2 separate regions of the Homo sapiens genome follow, and region 1 is linked to region 2. The links are chromatin loops, found by intact Hi-C in ENCODE. Cell type or tissue: psoas muscle. All regions are shown on one strand. Links, peaks and the distances in the headings refer to the core of each region. The heading gives the core; the rest is flanking DNA. Region 1 holds the start of MSRB3 (methionine sulfoxide reductase B3). Region 2 overlaps LEMD3 (LEM domain containing 3).

Region 1 (5,384 bases), core at 316-5,315, 93 kb after region 2:
AATCAGATTCTCCCCCCTGGGGCATTTGGTTATGAGATATATGGAGAGAGTTGGCACCTGGTTGTGGGAACAGAAGTGGAAATACAGGCAGAGAGACAAAGAGCTGTGGTTACACAACTTGAATTATTGTGTGTTCTGAAGACATTTCATGAGTTGCAGCTGTGGTATGCCAGAGCTGGCTCTACGGCCCCAAAAACTGGTTGTGTGGATCCCTTCCCAACCCTGCCTTCAGAGACATCTGGTTGGTGGGAGTATTTGTACCATGTGAATTGGTTAATACTGTAGATCAGGGCCCCTAGCCCTTTCATCCAGATCTGGTTGTTAAATGTTTACCAGCACACCACTGGGTTGGGGGAGGGATGGTGTAGGAAGCAGGCAGAAGCAGCTACCTCCTCTGGGTCTTTACCCTTAAAATCAATGTTGAATGGAATATGGTAACATGATTGTTATTAAGGCTATAATAAAGAAGACATTTAAAAAGCATTGTAAAATACATGATTAAAATATCAATGGTTAAACTACAAAACTTATAGGAATGTGGTCAAGGGGGTAGTACCTTTCCCATTCCCCTAGCTTTCAAAGGCACAGGCCCCGCCCACCATGCCTACAAAGGATGATCTGACAAGCCAGGTAAGCCTCTGGTCTTATTTCCACATGTATTCTTTACCTTGGTTACTTGAGGTAACCTGAGTGCATACCAGTTACTTAAAACCAAAAGCGCCCAATGAATACAGTTTTTGAATGCCACTTTTTTTTAATGTAGAGAAAATAAGACAGATTAGTATGGTAAAAGTATATATGCACTTTAGAATGAGGATTTAATTCTAATACTACTTCACTTCTTCCTGGTAGCATATTACTTACCTATGCCTCAGTCTCCTTAGCTGTAAAATAGGGATAAAAATAATCTCAGAGATATTTGTAAGAATTAAATGAGATATCAGTTATAAAAAACATCTAGCACAGTGTCTGGCACTTATCATGCACTTAGTAACTTTAGTTCTTTTCTGCCACTCTTAGCATATTTATTCAAGCCTTTAGAATAGTGGTTGGCATTGCTGACAGTGATGTCAGCTATGTTGATACAATGAACTCTCTATTTTTACTAACATGAATTGGGTTGTAATGATATTGCATTTTTTATAATTCTATATTTTTGTATGTAAGGTTCTTCACTAAAATATTTTAAATATAGGCATAATTATTGCAATCCTTTGAAACATGCTTTACACTTAGGGAGCTTCTAAATTCCTTTCTACAAATGGCTGTGCCCATTTTATTTTTGTTTTTAAACAAACATTTGGACTATGGGCAAAGAACTTTGCAAAGTGTTGTGGGGGAAGTAGAAAAACAGACACTTATGTAACACAAGGCTATAAAAAAAGAGGAAACGGAGGGAATACTGAAGAGCTTCTTCAGTATTTCCAACTACCTAGGTTCTAGGTACCTAATTAAATAGTCATGTTATGTGTCATTTAAATCCTTTATTCATTGCATTACAATTTATTCACCATTACTTTATCTGGGTCATCTACCCTTAGTCCCATTATAATTGCCAATGCATTAAGGGTGACATTTGCCCATTTGCTATATGTAATTCACAGGATGTGGTGTTTTTCAGTACCAGATGTTTTGAGGGGAGCCACTTGCAATGGACTGTTTTTTGGTGTATGTGTTTTAATAGTTTGCCAGAACTGAGTTTGATTTGAAACAACGTTCTTGATTTTCAAATACAGCATTTTCAAACAAATAGTGTGATGTACAAATTACCATCACTTTAGTTCACGTTGAAATAATCCACACTCTAAATCTGTTTGACATTTACCCCTTAAGTATTTTGGATCAATAAATCATTTCTGTATCATCTAGCATCTTAAAATGTTCGTAAGTAACTACTTAATACCCTACATATCCAGGTCCTGTCCCATTAGTTTGAGGGAAAAAATATATTATAGTAATTAAGACATAATTATGTTGTCTTGAAAAGCTAAGGGTCATTTGGACTTGATTACCCAAGGAGTTATCAGTGCCAAGGAAAATTAGGCAACTACAGGCTTGGGCCTGTAATTAAACATCTAGGACTGACATTTTGTTCATCAGAGGTGGCACCTTCTGAATGAATTACACCATTTCATTTTAGACAAGCTACGGTACATACAAAACAAGTGTGTGGAGGGGGTTGGGGGGTGGACATGAATAGAGATTGGAGGTGGAGAGAAAGACCGGTGTAAACTTAAGCATTTTGTTGTGAAAAACTACTGTTCAGCCAGCCTGCCTGGGCTCCATATATGGTGTTCAAATATAAGTTTGGGACGAGCACCTTTGCAATTTTGGCCAAGAACACACACACACTCACCCTCCTCTGCTAGAGAGGGCCCGCTCACCTGGAACGCAGGCGGCTGGTTCTCCGTATTACAGTGAGTGCTCGTTCTGTATGTATAGGATGGCCAAGTAACTAACTGGCAGCCCTGCTCCTGCCTCACTCTCCCACAACTTTTTATCCCCTCACCACCAACGCTCTCAACAACCCCTGACACGTCTTCCCACAGGTCCCTGGCTCGCTGTCCGGTCTCTTCGTGTTGGTTTGTCCGTTTCCCACTCCTTCAGCGGTCTCAGGTGGAACACGCCAGGTGGGCGCTTGGCTGTGTTCTGGGGTCCCGAGTTGGAAAGGGATGCCCCCAGGCAGAAGGCGGCCGGCAGCCCTGGGGCAGAGGAGGACGAGGGGGAGGAGAGGAGCAGGAGGGCAGGGCAGAGAAGGAGGAGGAGGAGGACGGTGCAGAGGAGGAGGAGGAGGAGGAAGAGGACAGGGCAGAGGAGGAGGGAGTTGGCGGCCGCCGAGCCCCGGGCAGCGGGCCCCGTCCGCGGCCGGCGCGCTCCGTGGTCCTCCCTCGCTCGTCTCCTATGCTCATATTTGGACTCGGCTGCCCGTGCCCAGGAATTTCCCGTCATGCCTCCCGCCGCCCCGTCCGTCGCCCGGAGCCGGGGAGGGAGGGAGCGAGGTTCGGACACCGGCGGCGGCTGCCTGGCCTTTCCATGAGCCCGCGGCGGACCCTCCCGCGCCCCCTCTCGCTCTGCCTCTCCCTCTGCCTCTGCCTCTGCCTGGCCGCGGCTCTGGGAAGTGCGCAGTCCGGTAAGTTCGGGCTCCCCTCCCCTCTCCTCCTCGCCTCACCCCTCCCACCCCGACCCTGCCACGTTAGGGTGTGACCCCGAGCCGGGATTCCATTCTGCGCCTGCTGCGCCCCCTCGGCCACCTGCGGGGACAGCCCCTGCCTCAGCCGAGAAGGGGAGCAGAAGGGTTGCGCCCCGCGCCAGCGGTGAGGGGCCGAACGGAAGGAGGTCAGGGCTGGTTTCCCCCCACCCGCCGAAGGGAGGCGTCTGGCAGCCTCACTGACACCTTATCCTGTCCCGGGAGCGAACCTGAACCCGCGGGAGCCTCTCGCCCCGCGCGGGCCCAGGAGAGAGGGATCTGGCGGGGCAGCCCGCGGGAGGCAGGGGAGGGGTCCATCCCGGAGCCCTCTGCTCTGTGCGTCGACCCTGCCGGGGTTGCCGCTCAGATAACGGGCCCGAGGCGTGGGAACCGGCCCGCCAGGCCTGCGCTTTTCGCCGCGCGCCTCGGAGAGGACGGGGGTGCGGGGCGGCGGGCAGGCGGCAGGGAGGGGCGCACCCGGGAGCGCACCCGCCGCCCGCCCTCCCTGCGCTGCTGCCCCGCTGCTGGGCCAGACTCCAGCGGGCCCGCCTGGCATTTCACAGGCCAAAATCGAACAGAACCCCGAGTTTGCCAGGTATCAGTTTTGCTTTGTTTTTAAGCAGAAAAAGGCATCCAAGTCTATTTTTGAAGTTTTACACTGGGCTATTTCGAGTCAAACTATATGAATGAAAAGTGCTGTTCCTGCCTTATTTGGTTTAGGGCTAATAGCTATCGGAAGTGGCAGTTATGAAGTCGTTACAGTAAGACTTTATAAGATAATCTTCTTGAATCATGTGGGAACTGTTGGGGGGAATTTAATATCAGATTATTATTTTAAAAAGCAGTTATTTTAAAGTACAAAGGTAGGGATAAAGGTAAATGTGAAATTGCATGGACTTTTACGTTTGTGATGAGTAGTCGTCAAAGCTTCTTGCTTCTTAATTTTATCGGGAATGGAAGAATATAAATTATAATTCCTTAGAGCTGAGATTTCTTAGGAGATTTTAGTTTGCTTTTGTTTTTTCTACCAATAGACTAAATTGTCAAATAAGATATGGCAAACTAGGACTCATAAATTAGTTGAAACATGACTCTATGAAGCATAGATTATATTCAGTACTCTCTGGTTTATCTCTTCATATTTTCATTTGCAGCGCTGGTGGCAAGATCGATTTTCAAAAACAATTTTGTCTATAAAAAAACTTCAGGGTTCATATAACTTATAAAATTGTCAGTTCAGATTAATGGCAGATATTTACAATATTTAACTTTATTCAATTTGCAATTTGTAAATAGTAACTTGAGCAGTGATATCAGTTTCATGTTTCTTTCTGCATAGTATTGTTTTTCAAAAAAACCCTGTTTTTTATAGATTCATATTTTGGAAGTAACTTTAATAGCACTTCTTGGGAAATACAACAGGTTCTAATTTCACATTTTTCAATGGATTTCTAAAAAATACTGTGCTGGATAGTGAAGAGTGGATTTTATTGCCAGGAAACATATGTATGCTTTCTTTTTCCTCAGTGATGTGTTGACTTACCTAATACTTGTGGTGAAACGGCCTTCGAAGACCAGAATCCACTGTACTGGCCCCTTGCCAGTAATTTTGAACATCAAGTTTATATTTGGACCATTTAAACATATATTCTTTTAATTCCGGTCCCAGCTGATATATCAGTCTAATTTCTGATGACTTTTATTAGGGCCCTATATGAATATCTGGAAATTTTTATATTAAGATAAGTAGCTCTTTGCTACTTATCTAGAATTTTGTCACAGTGCTTAAACTGCTTGTATGGCAAGGTTGCAGCATACAATGTAATTTAGATTTTGAATCAACACACTGCTTTTTGTTTTTAAAAGTGCTTGTTCTAATATTTTAACTAAGATGTTAATCCATTAAGTCAGAAATCCTTGCTATTTTGCTCAACTCAAAAGAATATCCAAAGACTATCCCAACAGTAAGGTTCATCAGTTTTTCTAATACATATGCCATTTAATAATTAAAAATAGATTTTAAGGCCACGTGTGGTGGCTCATGCCTGTAATGCAACACTTTGGGAGGCCAGTGTGGGAGGATTGCTTGAACCCAGGAGTTCGAGACCGGCCTGGTCAACATAGGGATACCCTGTCTCTACAAAAATTAAAAAAAAATTAGCTGGGCATAGTGGCTCACTCCTGTGGTCTCAGCTAC
Region 2 (5,384 bases), core at 309-5,308:
TCTGTTAATACTGTGTGAAGAACAGACAATGCATACAGTTGATACAGAAAGGTGGCTTGTCACATGCCGTTCTTCAGCTAGTTTGTAAGATACCATGAGTACTGTTATTATCAAAGTGGGAAGATGACATGTGTCCCCATGAATAGGCAATAGGTGAATATTAATAGTACTTAAATTAGAAGGTATTTAAAGTACATTAGGATCTTCAGTCTCTTAGATAAGTCATACGAAGCACATAATGAAATTTCCATCCCATTTTGCATTTGAAACTGTTACCAGTGATGGTTTAGACCAGAACCGTCCAGTAGAAATATAAGCCACACAGTAGCCACGTTAAAACATAAAAAAGTTGAGATTAATTTTAATAATTGATTTTATTTAATCTGGTATACCTAGAATATTATTTTGACATATAATCAATATAAAAGTTTTTGATGAGATAGATATTTTATGCTCTTTTTTGAATTAAGGCTTTAGAATCCGATATGTATTTTGCATTCATGGTGTATCTCAATTCAGACTAGCCATATTTCAAGTGCTCAGTAGCCACATTTGGCTAGTTGACTACCCTGTTGGGTAGTGCAAGTCTGGACCGCTCTGAGTTATGGAGTTATATTATTGGTTTAATGAGACCTAATGACAGTCAAGCATTACAATGCCTGTAATGTGCCATGTATAGTGTTCTCTATAATATTTTCAGAAGATCTTTGTAATAACTCTATGATGTCAGTTTTGTTATCATTTTAGACATAGACAGTGAGGTATGGAGATATTAATTTGTCTAAGATTAAACAGGTAGTCTGTAGAGGAGCAGGATTTAAAGCTAAATCTGACCCTAAAACCGCTGTCCTGTTTTTTGTTTCTGTTGCACTGTTTTAAAGCACTGCCACTAGCGTTTGGGCAGGTAGGTGGGTGAGGTGTAGTTTTGGCACTGCTCAGCCAGTGACTTGTGATTTAATTTTTCCTTATTTTTAGGCACAAAGGACTTCTTAGCTTAGAGTGGAAGTGGTATCTTCTAAGTCCTTGCTCATATTCCTGATTGGGAATGTTCCTTTATACTTGTTCCTCATTTCCCATTCATTAAACTGCTTTCTACAATTCTTTAAACATGTAGAATGGAGAGATGGCTCTTTGAGTCTGTTACAGGACCGTGGCGGCAGATAAGGGAAAGCTCAGCTCCTATTGGCAAAAGTGAAAACTAATGTCTAGTAAAACTTTTGTCTGGATGAAGAAGTTTTCTAAGGGTTTCAGTACTTCATTCTGAGAAAGAATTGAGAAGTTCTTATTCATCATGCTCTTTGAATTGTAAATATTTTTTCAGTTATTTTACAGGATTTTATATTGTGGATTAATACTTAGCAGCATGTTCTATTTAATTTGAATAATTTCTTTGAATTACATTTGGATTCCTAGAGAATATTTTCTCACAAACTTTTTCATTTCAAAAGGAAAAACAGGCAGTCCCTAATTTTTGAATACGTTGTCTTCCAGATTGTGTGTAAAACAGTTGTTTGAACTTGGAGCATGTTTTACTACACTGGTTTTAAGTTCCTGGGCTAGCCCACAGAAGCCTATTTAAAACCACATCCTATTTTAGCACTAATATACTGTTGGTTTAAGTTTAGGGAATCAGAGCATTGGATCGTGTTCTGTGGGAGTTGGAGGAGAAAGTAAGTTTATTTTTGGCTTTTAGTGTTTTCTCTTATACTTTTTCATCTCTTTAATTTCTGTTTTCCAACTTATACTGGCCTAAGCTTTCTGCTCTTTTACTATAATCTTGGCTCAATAACTTTAAAAGATTCAATAACTTCTAAGTGCTCAATAACTTCAAAATTTTCTGTATGGAATAGGTTTACTTGTTGAGTGCTTGGCAAATAAACGTTTTATGCTCATTCGTATCTCATTTAGTTTTAAGAGTTTTATGAGGTAGGGGCTAGTTTTCCATCATTAATGAGGAATCTGAGGATTAGGTTAATCACTTTGTCCAAGTTTATAGGGCAGGGAGAGGAGTTATGGAGTTAACGTTGTTGGGTAAAAACCTTAGCAACATGACTTGAAAGCTCATCCACTAACCATTGGACATACTGTTTTCCTTTTTCACATATCCTCTTCTCCTTTCTCTCTTTACTAAGTTCCAACTCCCCCTATTCCCTCAATTCAGATACTTTTTTTTTCTTTTTGAAAGAGATGTGTCTTGCTCTGTTGCCCAGGCTAGCCTCAAGTAATTACTCGGGCCTTGGGCTCAAGTAATCCTCCCACCTCAGTTTCCTGAGCAGCTGGTCTACAGGCACACACCACCAAGTCTGGCAGTCATCTACTTTAAACTAAATGTTAGGGTAAGCCATTTGATTGAATGAATTCATAATATAATGTTGTAGAGCTCTGTTCATAAAAATTGTATGATTTTATGATAAAATTTGGTAATGTGATTATCTTTAGTGAGGATTGAGCCAATATGGAATCAGAGTTTAGCCCTGCCTCTCTAAATTGTTCTTTATCCTTAAATGTGTAGTAGCTGGATTGCCTACAATTCTACAATTTTCTGTTAGAATTTATGGCAGTAGTTTTCAACTGTGGACTGAGAACATTTTGGGAACTGTGCCCATTATAAAGTTTGTCTGAAGACCTAATAAATAATTTGCCTTTCATACTGTGCTATTATTTTTCAATGGTATTTCAATACTGCTGTGATTAAAATATAAAATATTATATGCATGGTAGAATTTGGTCATATTTTCTTAATATAAGTGGATATCAAAAGTACTGTTATGGGGAATCTGAATATCTTGATATAAATGAAGTCCTTTTGCTTTAAGAGTGGAGAATCATTACTTAAAGAATGTTACAAGGAAATTATATATAAATTTTATATATAATATATATAGCATTTATTTTCAAGACATTCATACTTAATGTCACAGAATCAGTTGTAGTGTTGAAATGACTGACTGACTTACCAGCTGGTAACCCCTTAATCTCAGAGGTGATTGTACAAGATCTTGATTAACTCAGATTCTATTAATATCTTTGATTGGTAAAACATTTTTGGCAGTAAGTGAAAAATTCAGGCATTATAAAAGACTTGGGGAGCCTTGCCTTGGAGTTTTCTATCTCTCTAAGAACTGTCATTTTATCCCAGTAGCTCTATGGTAGAGACAGATGAAGGTTGGAGTAGCAGTATATTGTGTTATTTTATAAACGTGCTATTTTTTATTTCATGCTGAGATTGGGAAAAGATAACTTATTAATCTATCTAAGATATATTAGGTTATCTCTCTCCATGCTGCTGGGCATAGTTACAAAACATCCTATTTTACAATGAGGAACTAGAGTCCCACAGAGGGTAACTTGCCTGAGATTCTAAGTCATAAACTTTGGAGCTAGTATTTCTTGCCTCAAGAGATTTTTTTTTTCTTTTACATTTTGCCCGTTGCTTTTTATTGTGAAGAGATACTTATTCATCTAAATGATATAACTTGCGGAGCAAGCATTACTTAAAACAAAATTTGTATTTTACTTAAATTTTAACAACTTAAATTCTTTAATTTTTAAAAAATTGTACAAGGTTGAACTTAATACAAAATAGCTATAAATTATATTAATGCCATCTTATCCAAGAATGAAAAAGGATAAAAATATTACTCATTTACTTTGAAAATATTCAGTACCTTTTAAAAAATTCTAATATTTGGGTTAGGAAATGAGAAACTAGGATGATTTAGGAGAGTCTTTTCCTGAGTTTTGTTTTGGGCAGAATATCAGTCCAAATGCATTTAAAAAAATAGGAGTATACTATGCTGCAAGGTTGGTTTAGATTGCTTTTTTTTTTTTTTTTTTTCGACACCTGTTTTCTTTAAAATTCCTTTTGGCTAATAAATTATTTAAGGGTTAAAATAATAAAAGACACTGGTATTACATCAGTAAGTGTGTAGTGATGAAGAACCATAGTACAAACACAGGAGTTAAGTAAGTAAAAATATATAAGCATAGTGTATGGGTTTTGATGTTTAAAATGCAAGATTAAATAGGCTATAGTAGTATGTTGGGAAATTTGGGGAAAAAAACAACTTAAAGTGGCAAGTCAAAATTCTGCTAAGACCATATGCTAGCTAGAACAGACATGATATGAATATAAATAAGTTACTTATGCTTTAATTTGCAAGGACTTTTACATATGTTCTTACACAATCAGCTTTACCAATTTATTACAGGGTTGTTGCCATACTTTTATTTTTCCTAATCCTTGTTCTGCAGGAAGGGAGGATACACTGAATGAATAAAAGCAGATAAACTTAAAATCAATGGTTTTGCCATATAAGATCATCTTAGGATTTAAAAGGGTTTTAGAAGCCATTAGCTACTTTAGGCAATATTAGCTACTTTAGCTACTTCAGGGGTTTGAGGGAGATAATGTTTTAGTTGGGCTCTTTTGGTTATAAGGATAGTTTTAAGAAAGTGAGTGTTTACTATGAGGATATGTGTAGACTTCAACTGTAGAGACTTTAACAATTCAATTCAAGGGATTCCAGGTCTGTGCTTGTGTGTGTGCCTCTGTCTCTCAGTACTGTGCTAAGTTTTTCTTGGGTTGTTTCACTTAATTCTTAAAATTGAGGCCTAGGGAGGTTAAGAAACTCATCCAAAGTCAGTAAGTGGCAGAACCAGATTTGAGTGCAGATAATCTGACTCCCACTATGGGATCTTTGTCCCTGTACTGTACTATCTGCACAATTTTGTATTTCATGTATTTGTTTTTTAAATTTCCTTTGGAATTATTCCCACTTCCCCCCTTTAAAAAAAAAAATCTCACATTCTACTAGACTAGGAGTTCTTAAACAGTGGTCCATCAATCTTAAGGAAGAGATAAATGGACTCCAGGTAAGCAGTAGCTCCTTGAAATTATATGTACATTTTTGAATATGTATGCATTTTTGCAGGGTGAGGGTTCATAAATTTTATTAAATTCTCAAAAGGATCTCTGTCCTTCAAAGTAGTAAGAGTCACTGTACTATCAGCAGCTCTAGGGAAGGTTCTGAGTTCTTATCTTTGTATTCCCTAGCACCTGGTTTTTGGTTACTCAATAAATATTTGTTGAACAGACCTTAACAAATAGAGATGGTATGTAGGAAAATAAGTTTGAATTTAGTCCTAATCTGGAATTTGAAGATGCTTTCACTGTTTATTTAAAATGGTGTTAAGGATCAATCTTACTGACTTGGTCCAGAAAACTGTTTTCTGGCAGATTCAAATTTTATGAATCAAGTTTTTTGAAGTTAGGTTTTTGAAATCAGAGAATAAAGCAAAATTCAGCATTTAGAGTCTACAGTAGGGTGTCTAAAAAAGGCCAGTTTTTTTTCCCCCTCCAGTATAGTATAAAGACTCTTTTA

The links. A loop is a pair of places that touch in the nucleus more often than their neighbours do. Peaks named below come from ENCODE experiments on the same cell type or tissue, not always from the same donor. Only the 100,000 strongest peaks of a DNase experiment are listed, where the experiment ranks them.
Region 1: a loop joins it to region 2, with 1.9 times the contacts of the local background. A loop is called at or near these places in 7 of 110 quality-filtered maps.

The regions. Positions count from the first base shown.
Region 1 is chr12:65,275,736-65,281,119 of GRCh38, forward strand. MSRB3 (methionine sulfoxide reductase B3) reads left to right here and starts at 2,948. Exons shown (of 7, transcript NM_001031679.3): 1 at 2,948-3,130. RefSeq lists silencers at 3,158-3,287, 3,388-3,697. In psoas muscle, for the core only: no CTCF peak of the experiment used is centred there; DNase peaks (open chromatin) are centred at 2,926 and 3,376; H3K4me3 peaks cover 3,115 bases; H3K27ac peaks cover 2,666 bases.
Region 2 is chr12:65,182,813-65,188,196 of GRCh38, forward strand. The region is part of intron 1 of LEMD3 (LEM domain containing 3); the gene reads left to right. Among named protein-coding and RNA genes, the nearest start is that of LEMD3, 16 kb to the left of the region's middle. In psoas muscle, for the core only: no CTCF peak of the experiment used is centred there; no DNase peak of the experiment used is centred there.